2 separate regions of the Homo sapiens genome follow, and region 2 is linked to region 1. The links are chromatin loops, found by intact Hi-C in ENCODE. Cell type or tissue: B cell. All regions are shown on one strand. Links, peaks and the distances in the headings refer to the core of each region. The heading gives the core; the rest is flanking DNA.

Region 1 (2,500 bases), core at 1-2,500:
CCACATTTTCCTGGGGAGATTTTCGTTTCGGTAGTTTTGCGTTGGGGGCGAAATCTGAATTGCATACTTTCTTTCCCCTCCCTTTTAAGTCACAGAATAGTATAACTGCAAACTTCGAAAAAAAAAAAGGGCAATTTTTGGGGGTGGATGTTGTTTTGTTTTTGCACTTGAGTTCCTAGGCACGCTAAGTCCCTGTTCGCCAGCACTGTAAGTTTTTAATTCAACATTTACCATTATAGGCCCTGCATGCTCTTAAAACATACTTTTTCACATCACTTTTTAGGATAAAATTTAAGCTTCATAATTCTATCGTTTCGTAATAACAAGCGTGCTTTATCCGGTATATGCAACATAAGCTATTTTAACGTGTGTTTGAAAAAAAAAACACACATTCTACAAATCCTGGTATTGCTAGATGTGCGAGTACATACACAAAATGCATGCACACACTTTTTCCCATTGGCAATTATTTAATAGGTTGTCCCTTTTGTTTTAATAAAACATCGGGATCGACATTTTAAAAATTAAATTCAATTACAAACAGTTTACTCTGACGGCAAATTGAAACGTTACCTTAAATGGCCACAAATATTCTCACAATATTCCAAGGAAAGAGACTTTAAAAAGAGAGACAAAAATCTTCTGCAAGTACTTAGTATCTCACATGTGTATCCCCAAAAAGTATTTTAACTGGTACTCAGTCCTGCTCCAGGGATATCCACAGATTACAAGATTATGCACCTGGCTCTGGTTTTTGCATTTTCCACCATAAAACTGCAACAAAATTCCCTCCCCCAAAAAAGAAATCATTAAAAAAAAATCCAACAACTTTTTCTTATTGTTTATAAAAAAAAAAATGAACACAGGATAGTTATAATTTTTCCTCAAACAATTCTTGTTGGTGATTTTTTTTCTTCTCTCATAAAGTCTTAAACTTGTTCCAAGTTTAGAGGTGTCTCATCATCATCATCCTCCTCCTCATCATCATCACCATGGACTCCCCCGTGGAGTCACATTGATAATAATAGGTTTCCCTGAAAGATACATTGTAATCCATTCACATCCGGGAACTGCGGGCTTATAAAGAGAAGGAGCTGCGGCCGCGGCTGCTCCTCCAGACAATGACTGGGAAGGGGCGGGGCGGGAGCAGGCGACCATAGAGTGGTAAACAGAGCGCCTAGAGAGGCGGCCAAGATGGCGGTGCTGGTCGACCACGCCTCCTCCGGGAGCGGAGGCGGGTGGCTGTTCTCGGGTAGGCGTCGCGCGTGGGGCGGCACTGTGGGAGTTCCCGAGGCCGAGGTCGTTCGCAGGCCCCATTTCCCTGCGCTCTTATTCGTGTTGCCGCTTCTTGGCCGTCCTTGCTCTTTGACACAAAAGTGTAGTTTCGGCACAAATTTACAAATTAAACTCCACAGACTTCCGCAGGGAAGTGAGATACCCCCAGGTCTCCCTGAGGAAGGCTCGGGAAAGACTGGGCCGGCCTCACTCACAGTAAGCCTGACCCTGGGTTCTCCCACTGTGTGGAGCCAGATTTCTCAGCGAGCCTTGGGCGGCATGGGAAAAGGCCTCTGGGCCAAGTTGGTCCTAGGCTGGAAGAGGGATGTGGGTCCTCTCCTCCAACTCCCCCACCCTATCTTCTTATAGAGCGCTGGAAGTGTGTGAACTTTCCAAGTCCAAAAAGTCTTCACTTGGCGAAGACCTTCATCTATTGCTTTGTAGACTCAAATGTAGTTTGTGCCATAAGCCACGACTGACTCAACCCATTTCTGGCCAAGCAGTTACCTTCTGTAGCCTGTTTTCTGGTCTGTGTAAAGCAAATAACGCCCACTTTACGAATTTTATAGTGGATACAGATAAAGATGAAGCCACCACGAAAGAAATAATTCCTTTTCATCTCTTAATTCCTTGCTAAATCAACTGATACCGCTAACCTAGCCAATGGAATTTTAAATGGAAATTTCCCTACTCCAAAACAATAGCTTTTAGTCTTTGCAACAGAAAAGCAAGTAATAATAATGACAGATAACACATGTGTTTACTATATGCTAAACAGTGTTCCTATAACTTCACAAATACTGGCTACTTTAAGCCTAAGAATAACCCTATGGAGTATGTATTACTACTGTAATTTGTATATTGGGCAACAGAAGCAAGTAAAATTGAGTAGCTTGACCCAAGGAAGAAGTTTTGTAAGTGGTACAAACTTAACTAAGTCACACAACTATATTGAGTGACAGAGCCCACCTTTGAAACCAGACAGTCTGTGATAACAGTCCACATTCAACCATATTCCTATATACCATCTGGCAGTGGGAACATCCTAATCTCCATTTGCTGATAAAAGTTTGTGGCAGTAACAGAGTTCAGATCAATTTCGGCGATCTTTTACTTACATGTAAGTTTTTACAGAACAAGAATTAAGGCATTTATTGGTTGTTTCCTGTACATTCACACATGGTGAAGATTCCTGTCTTCCATCCCCATTCGGTGTTCTCATCTC
Region 2 (8,629 bases), core at 2,953-5,452, 660 kb after region 1:
AAAACTGGAAGCTCTCAAACAGTATTAATTGAAATCATGACTGTTATTTCACTCCAAAAGAGAAGATTTAAAAGTCGTAAAGACCTTGACAAAGAAAAACTCTGCTGTTTGAGGAGGTGAGTAGGCAGTGGCCTGGGTAGACACTGCCTTTCTAACTATCACCACAAAGCAAGCTCCTCTTTCACCATAGGAATAAGGGCTATTAGGAACAAAGGTATGTATCAGCTCCATTTCTCATCCATTTAATTTAAAGTAGCTTGCATCTACCTTAGGGTCCAGGGTACACAGCAAGGAGCGACACAGAAAATTGAAGAGCTTGTTCATTTCCTTTGCCTCTATTCCACCATGGTTGCTCTGCTCCCAGGTCCCCAGACTCTCCCATGTTCTCATGTCTCATTCAACGTCTGACTGTAAACCATAAAAAAGAATGAAATCATGTCTTTTGCAGCAGCATGGATGGAACTGGAGGCCAATATCTTAAGTGAAACAACTTCGAAACAGAAAATCAAATACCGCATGTTTTCACTTATAAGTGGGTGCTAAATAATATGTACACATGGACATACAGTGTGGAATAATAGACACTGGAGACTCAGCAGGGTAGGAGGATGGGAGGGGAGTGAAGGATGAGAAATTACTTCATGGGCACAATGTACATTATTCAGGTGATGGTTACATTAAAAGTCCAGACTTTGCCATTATGCAATGTATCCATGTGACGAAACAGCACTCTTAACTCTTAGAGTTAGACAAATTGACACAAATCTCCCTACCCAAGTGTCCAGGGAGAAACTCTCAGCCTTCAAGGACACCTTAGGCTTCCTGAAATGAATTTTCCTACAATGTTTTACTAATGGGTAACATCTTTAAAACAGAATTGTTCGGCCAGTCGCGGTGGCTCACGCCTGTAATCCTAGCACTTTGGGAGGCTGAGGTGGGTGGATCACCTGAGGTTGGGAGTTCGAGACCAGCCTGACCAACATGGAGAAACCCTGTCTCTACTAAAAGTACAAAATTAGCTGGGCGTGGTGGCGCATGCCTGTTATCCCAGCTACTCAGGAGCCTGAGGCAGAAGAATCGCTTGAACCCGAGAGGCAGAGGTTGTGGTGAGCCAGGGTCACGCCATTGCACTCCAGCATGGGCAACAAGAACAAAACTCTGTCTCAAAAAAAGAAAAAAAAAAACAACCCAGAATTGTTCTTAAATTCATTTCACCACTTTATGAAATAATCTGCAGAGATTTATCTTATCACAGATTTCTTTAAAGTGTTTCTTTTTCACAATAAATCACCTGTAAAACTATACATAAGCCATGGCAAATAACTCTTGGTAAAACTATTTTCTTTCTAATTAATACAAAATTATGATGGTAAAGAAGTGAGAATTTGAAAGATTTGAGCTCTATGACTTTTTTTTTCTTAAGGAAAACACAATGCAGCCCTCATTTAACAATGCGTTTTGGTGTTTTTGAACCAGTTCCTTCTCAGTGTTATCTGATTTTGGCAAACATACCGGAAAGACAAGATTACAGTCCCCACACTCTCTCCTTTCCAATCTTTCTGGAACCTTATTTGTATCTCTATGTCAACAGAGTGAAGAAAAGATAGTGTTTTATTTGAGCAGCCCACAGCTACTGGCATACTTCTTAATTAGTGTCTGTGACCAGTTAGCATTGTTTAGATTTCATTCAACACACTTCCCCAGAAACACAGTGCTTCGTGGCGGCTGCGGTATGCACCAGCTGTCTTTAATCTCTCAGGACCCAATTCACAGACCAAAAATTCTGTTATGAGCACAAATCTCTGAGTGGGCATTTGTTTATTTTCTGCTTAGGAGACAACTTCCATATATCTCTGCCATTAAAAATAAATCAGTACATAAAATAAATACTCAAACAAATACAACAGATCAAAAGCTGAGTAACTCACTTCCAACTAAACTGAACTAAAGGCTTGGCTCATGGAAGTGCCACCTCTGTTTGGTCAAGAAAATACTGCTCTTCTCTTAGAAATAATAAACTCATCCTTAAAAGCCAGTTTGAAGACTAAACATACCCATGACAAAGAAAAAGGACAAACAAACTTATGGCTTCAGGCAAAAACGTCATTATTTCCATTGGCCAAGCCATGTACATTCCATTTCTTTTAGAAGTGTTCTACTGAATGGCATCTTAATTTATCTCTTTTTTTTTTTTTTTTTTTTGAGACAGAGTCCCGCTGTGTAGCCCAGGCTGGAGCACAGTGGCATGATCTCGGCTCACTGCAACCTCCACCTCCCGGGTCCCAGTTCAAGCAATTCTCCTGCCTCAGCCTCCCAAGTAGCTGGGATTACAGGCATGCACCACCTTGCCCAGCTTACTTTTGTATTTTTAGTAGAGGGGGGGTTTCACCATGTTGGCCTGGCTGGTCTTGAACTCCTGACCTCATGATCTGCCCACCTCGGCCTCACAAAGTGCTGGGCATCTCCTCTTTTCCTAAATGTGCAAACAGAAATGTCTGCAGACAATGCTTGCTCATGGACACCTGGATGAGTTCTCCTCATTCTAACACTTGGAACAACAGAACACATGACCACCTTGTCAAGATTATGTGGAAGTTAACGGCAGCAGTGAGGAGATCCCACACCCCACTGTGTGTCCTGACTCTTCTCCCTCAGGAACTTACACACATCATTTATGTGACTTCATCATTTTCTTATCCCAGCACCCAGTACAGTTTCTGGCATGCAGTGGGTTGTCAACAAATGATTGTTTAACTAATACTAGGAAGTAGCACTTACATACATGTTTATTATTTGCCAGGCACTATTCCAAGAGCCTTGCAAGTATTAACTGCTTAATCTGCGCAACAGCCCCATGGAATAGCTGCTATTATTGCTCTATTTTACAGATGAGGAAACTTGAACATACAGAGGCAAAGCAACTGGCCCTTCAATAGCAGAGATGGGATTTAAACCCAGGAATTCAGGTTCAAAAGACATAGTCTTGATTACCACACTACACTTTCTCTGCCCACATCCCAGCCTCCAGGCCTTAATTTCCTCATGTAACTAGATGGTCTCTGAGGTTCCTTCGAGTTGTGTAGAGTGCGATTCTAGTCTATAATTCTTGGATAACCAGTGGGGCATAGAGAATCCTCTATTACCTATTCATCCCCTCAGAACATTCCCAAGCCTTAAACTCCTGCTAAGATTACATAAGACAGCATGGAGCCATGGTTTGCCCTTTTCCTAAAAGAAGAAGCTTTCTGTGAAAATACAACTATTAGGGCAACAAGAAAACTTCTCATGGGCCCAATTCTTTCAATATCATTTTAATAGACAAATAGGTGATAGACATGATAATGATTCCTAGAATCCCATTCAATAGCTGCACAAGATGAACCAGCACAAAGAGCTGGGACCTATGACAGCACAAAGGGTCTCTAATGCAATGTGGGATACCAGAAAGTGTAAGGCCAGTCCCAAGCTGGTCACCTAGGAAGGCATTAGGAAGCCATGAGATGAGAGTGAGGAAGTCAAGGCTATAAATGCGTGTGTGTGTGTGTGTGTGTGTGTGTGTGTGTCCCAAGAAACTAGACTATAAAGGAAAGCGGAAAGGGACAATGGCAACAACTGGAACACAAAGAGGAAGACAGATTTTTTTAAAGATAAGAAAAACATGTCTATAGTTTCCAAAGAAGTAATCTGTTGATAGTGAGAGGTAGAAAACACCAGACAGAGAGAGAATGGATCATGGATAAAATATGAGTCTGGTCAAGTTAGAGAGGTGGGTGTGAAATGGAGAAAATAATCTTGAAAAGCAGGAAAGGCACCTTTTCTCTTCACGAAGCTGAAATGAGAATGGGTCCCCACGTGGCCTCTACTGATTCTCTCCTCAGACTGGAATCTTAAGGTAGCTGGGCATAGGAAATTTAAACTATCCTTGGGGGCTCTGCTGACACCAAAAATAGCTTCTCTACGAAAAGCAAAGGAAAAGCTAGTTGCCAAATGTTAGTGGCTACTGTTGGGGGTATTAAAATTGAGTGCCAATAACTATTAACAGGTATTCACAGGTAGAAACAGAGAAGTCTGGGGCATGGGGGCCCCAAACAGCCAATGTTGCCCCCAACCAACTGTCCAGGTCCCTAAAGAAAATATATGTGGGAAAAAGAAAGCAATGCTAAATGACACTTTCTTTTTTTATTCCACAAATGTGTATTAAATACACTATGCACCAGGCACAGGTGCTAGGGATATAGCGATGAAAAAAACAGAGGCCTGCTCTTAAGGGATTTACATTCTATCTCCAAATTCATTAAGAGAAGTTTGACCTCAGATTGTCAGCCCCAGTTGCCTGTGTGGCCTGCCTCCGACTCAGAGACCACCCTGCCATGTTAGAATGGCTACACCTGCCAGCAAGGCACAAAAGAAAGTGAAAGAGACAGAACGTTTGCCCCAAAAGTGAAAGCAGAACTGGTGAAGGCCACCTGCCACAGCAAGGGAGAGAGGAGAAAGCTGCCCAAGACCTGGGGTGGGGGTGGAGGGGGGCAGGGGGAAGAGTGGGGGAAGACACAGAAGAAAGGATGCTTCTGGGCCTCATCCCCTGGGCAGTAGCCCTGACACTAGTGTCCTTTCTGGCCTCAGAAACCCCAGAGGGAGCCATAAGAGTCCACACCCAAGCATGCTAGGACCTAACTCAGCACAGTGGTAGTGGAAGCCTCACTGGGGAATATGAGATTCCCCATATTTTACCCTATCCTTAGGGATGATTCCCAAATCAACATTTAAAGGAAATGAAATCGGTCTTCAATGCTGTTAATAATCCTGACCCAATCTCTCTCTTTGATCTATTATTTGTCCTATGTACACTTTGTACACAGTGGTTTTCTCATTGGCTCCAGACTCTGCCTTGACCTGTGTATTCCCTTTGCCTTTGCTTCAAAAGTATAATCTCCCACCTGATCTGGCCTCTCTTCCTTTGATAGCTATTTACATGGTCTCTTCTTCTATCCCAACTATTCTGTGCACTTTCCCCACCAACCTCAGCCCATGTGGCTCTCTCCTTTCCCTGAGCTCTTCGGATGCCCACTATCTGTGGCTCTCCCTAAGATTTAGCATTTACCACCATGTTTATATGTCTTGTTCCCTTTCATCAATTATAATTCCATAAAGAAATCCTTGACAACCCCAAAACACCTAATCCATCACATTGCATATGTTTAGTATGCAATAACCGTTTTAATTTTTAAAACTACTTACACTGTGCTTACCTTACAGAGGATTTAAACAGGTGGTTTCAGTATACTTTGGTTGATGGATGGATGGATCAACTGACTGATTAAAGGTATTGCTTACCTTTATATATATTACGTATATATCATATATATCATATATATATAAAGTGAGGTTCACACAGTATGAAAGGTCCTCAGTAAATGAAGGAGATCACCATCGCCAACCTGCTTGATGGTGGGATGTAAGTTGTCTTTAAGTAAATTACAATAAGCATATACCTTTTGGCTGTGCAGGTGTGAAATCCAGGGTTAAATTTCCTCCTGCACCTACAACATACATAACGAAACAAATGTAGAAACAAATAATAGGGAAGTAAGTTATAGATGGTCCTTTAGAAGTCAATTTCATCTGCGCATCTAACCATAAAAGCAGCATCTGCTCTGCTAAATACAGGTGTTTTATATCCTTGTCATTAATTGGAGGGGACATTATGTCATCATACATCAACAGTTAAGGTTGGTGAAAGTGCCACTTATCTCAGGTGCTGTCATTAATCAGGTTCTTTTCAGCTTGGTGACTCCAGAGGCTCGTCTCGAAGCTGCTCTATGTGAATGGGTTTTCCCTGTAGGTTTGAGGTGTCCTTTTATTATCATTTTGAATGAAAACCTTGGGACCCAGACGTAAGAGGCCATTAAGGGAGCTGTTTCGATGCTTCAGAGAAGAGAGACATTTTCCTCCATCACCTTCATTGCCCCCACTCTCTGTGTCTCCACCAAGCAGCCACGGTGGAGAGGAAGGCAAAGCAGCACAAGCTGTTGTCTCATCACGGTTTAACCCATTACTGAATTTCAACAAACCAGTGCAGCTGGTGCTTCAACAGAGCTGGAAAGCAGCAGAGTCCTAGAAGGAAGCACTGTCTCTTTCTATCTGACACCGATGTCATCTAGGTGCCTTCTTGGCTACCTCAAACCCACAGTATGGTGTCCCTTCCAGACAGGCTTCTGGGACACATTCTTCCTTGTCTCTGCTTTCATTGAAAATATCTGTCCTTAAAATGTCTGCCCTTTATCCCATTCCTGCAAAGCCACTGGAAGTGGCGTAAGTTGTCAGGAGCAATAATGGCAGCCTATTTAAGTAATGATGTTATAATTTCAGCACCTTGAGCCTAAGAATTAAAGCAAATATGTTCAGGTAGCAACTTGCAAATTAATATGGGGAGTCAAGTCATTTGATCCATATCAAATTCTTACTCAGGGAGCTTCTACTCGGCTCTGAAAATAGAATCTCCTACCTATCCCACCTTGGTACCTGATTGTTTCAACATGTGCAGGAGACTGAAAGAATAAGGTGGGGAGTGTGCTTATGATTCATCTATTCAATAGATATGTGTTGAGTGTGAGGCACTGTGCAGGGAGAAGATACAGTGGTGTTCATGATCAGACACCATCCTTGCTCTCAAGGCTTTACAGTGTGGATGGATGTGATAGAAATGAACCAAATAGCAATCAAAAAATGTAAACTCTAAAGTGATAACTGTGATTAGTTCTCTAGAGGACAGCATTGTATATCTGGGCAAATATATGAACATACCATGATCTGGAGTAGGAATAGAAGTTGATCAAGGGAGGTGTGGGGAGGGATGAAGAGTGTCCCTAGAAAGGGAACAGCAAACACCAAGTGCTGTGCTAGGAGGAAGCATGAAGAACCCCAGAATTTGAAATGCCCTGGTGGTAGGCAAAATTCTAAGATCCTGCCAGGCTCCGTGGCTCATGCCTGTAATCCCAGCACTTTGGGAGGCTGAGGTGGGGGGATTGCTTGAGGCCAGGAGTTGGAGATCAGCCTGGCTAACATGGCAAAACACTGTCTCTACTAAAAATACATAAATTAGCCGGGTGTGGTGGCACTCACCTATAATCCCAGCTACTCAGGAGGCTGAGGCAGGAGAATTGCTTGAACCTCGGGAGGCAGAGTTTGCAGTGAGCTGAGACTGCGCCACTGCACTACAGCCAGGGTGACAGTGCAAAGTTCTGTCTCAAAAAAAAAAAAAAAAAAAAAAAGAATTATAATATCCCCCTAGGTCCCCAGTTTCTGGGACTGTGAATATGACGGATTTTACTCCCGAGGTTAGGTCATATATGATATGACACAGTGAGCATTTAGAAGGAAAGACTATCCAGGTAGTTCTGACATCATCCCAAAAGCCTTTAAATCTGAGTCTAGAAGTCAGAGGCTGAGGAAGTCAAAGATTCTGAGGACAAGAAGATTCAAATGGTTTCTGGCTTAAAGATGGAAGGAACCGCCTGGCAAGAAATATGGGCCACCTCTCACAGCCGAGAGAGACCCCAGTTGGCAGCCAGCAAGGAAATGGGAGTTTTCAGCCCTACAAGTGCAAGAATGCAAGAAACTGCATTCTGAATAGAAGAATGACTTTGTGTATCCATTTCTTAAGGCTGCCGTACCAAGGCACCACAGACTGGATGGCTTAAACAACTGAAATTTATTCTCATTGTTTTGAAAGCTAGAAGTCTGAGATTGAATGGTTGGCAGGACTTTTTGCCCTTAAAAGAGGGAAGTGTCTTTTCCAGGACTTTCTCCTTGGCTTGCAGATAGTCTATATCATCTCATCATAATCTGTCTCTTCACATCATCTACCCTCTAAGCATTTAGGAATTTGTGTCATAATTTGCCCGTTTTGTAAGGACCAGTCATGTTGGATTGGAGCTCATTTGATGAACTCATTTTAACTTGATGGCCTCTACAAAGACCATATCTCCAAATAAGGTCACATTCTGAGGTCTTCGGGGTTATGACTTCAACATATGAATTTGAGGTGGGGGCATAATTCAATCTGTAATTAAAGTGGATTCTTTTCTCAGAGCCTACAGATGAGAATTCAGGCTGGTCAGTTCCTTGATTCAGCTTTGTGATACCCTAAACAGAGCAGCCAGCCATGCCACGCCTGCACTTCTGACCTACTGTGAAGCTAATAAATGGGTGTTGTTTTAAGCTGCAAAGTTTGTGGTAATTTGTTGGGTAGCAATCAAAAAACATAGCACAGAAAAGGTTGGCAGGGCCAGGCCACACAGGGTCATGAAAGCAGGGGCAAAAAATTTTGTCTTTATCCTGAGAACAATGAGAAGCCACCAAAGGCATTAGGAATGTCATGCTCACATTCTGTTTCTCTTTTGGGCTTCTCTTTTTGCTCTTTGTCCTCTTTCCAAATAAAAATCCCAAAGGAGTGGGTGGCTGCAGAGAAAAATGGGAAGTTCCTTGTCCCACCTTAATCCTTAGGGCATATTATTAAAAAAAAAAAAAGGGAAAGAAGAGGAGAACAAGATGGAGATAAATTCCATTTTTTAAGGGCACATTCTGAGTCCAGTTACTATTCTGAAGCTTTCAGTGCATTTTCAGATTT

Evidence for each region. Peaks named below come from ENCODE experiments on the same cell type or tissue, not always from the same donor. Only the 100,000 strongest peaks of a DNase experiment are listed, where the experiment ranks them.
Region 2: a loop joins it to region 1, with 6 times the contacts of the local background. A loop is called at or near these places in 3 of 110 quality-filtered maps.

Annotation. Positions count from the first base shown.
Region 1 is chr18:55,588,724-55,591,223 of GRCh38, forward strand. It overlaps LOC105372126 (a long non-coding RNA gene), which reads left to right and starts at 1,176. Exons shown (of 3, transcript XR_935479.3): 1 at 1,176-1,252. It also overlaps a transcript of TCF4 not described here. RefSeq lists an enhancer at 1,054-1,283. In B cell, for the core only: no CTCF peak of the experiment used is centred there; a DNase peak (open chromatin) is centred at 1,208; H3K4me3 peaks cover 1,868 bases; H3K27ac peaks cover 1,841 bases.
Region 2 is chr18:56,244,373-56,253,001 of GRCh38, forward strand. No RefSeq gene overlaps it. Among named protein-coding and RNA genes, the nearest start is that of LINC03069, 57 kb to the left of the region's middle. RefSeq lists an enhancer at 4,329-4,468 and a silencer at 4,599-4,648. In B cell, for the core only: no CTCF peak of the experiment used is centred there; a DNase peak (open chromatin) is centred at 4,429; H3K4me3 peaks cover 544 bases; H3K27ac peaks cover 1,099 bases.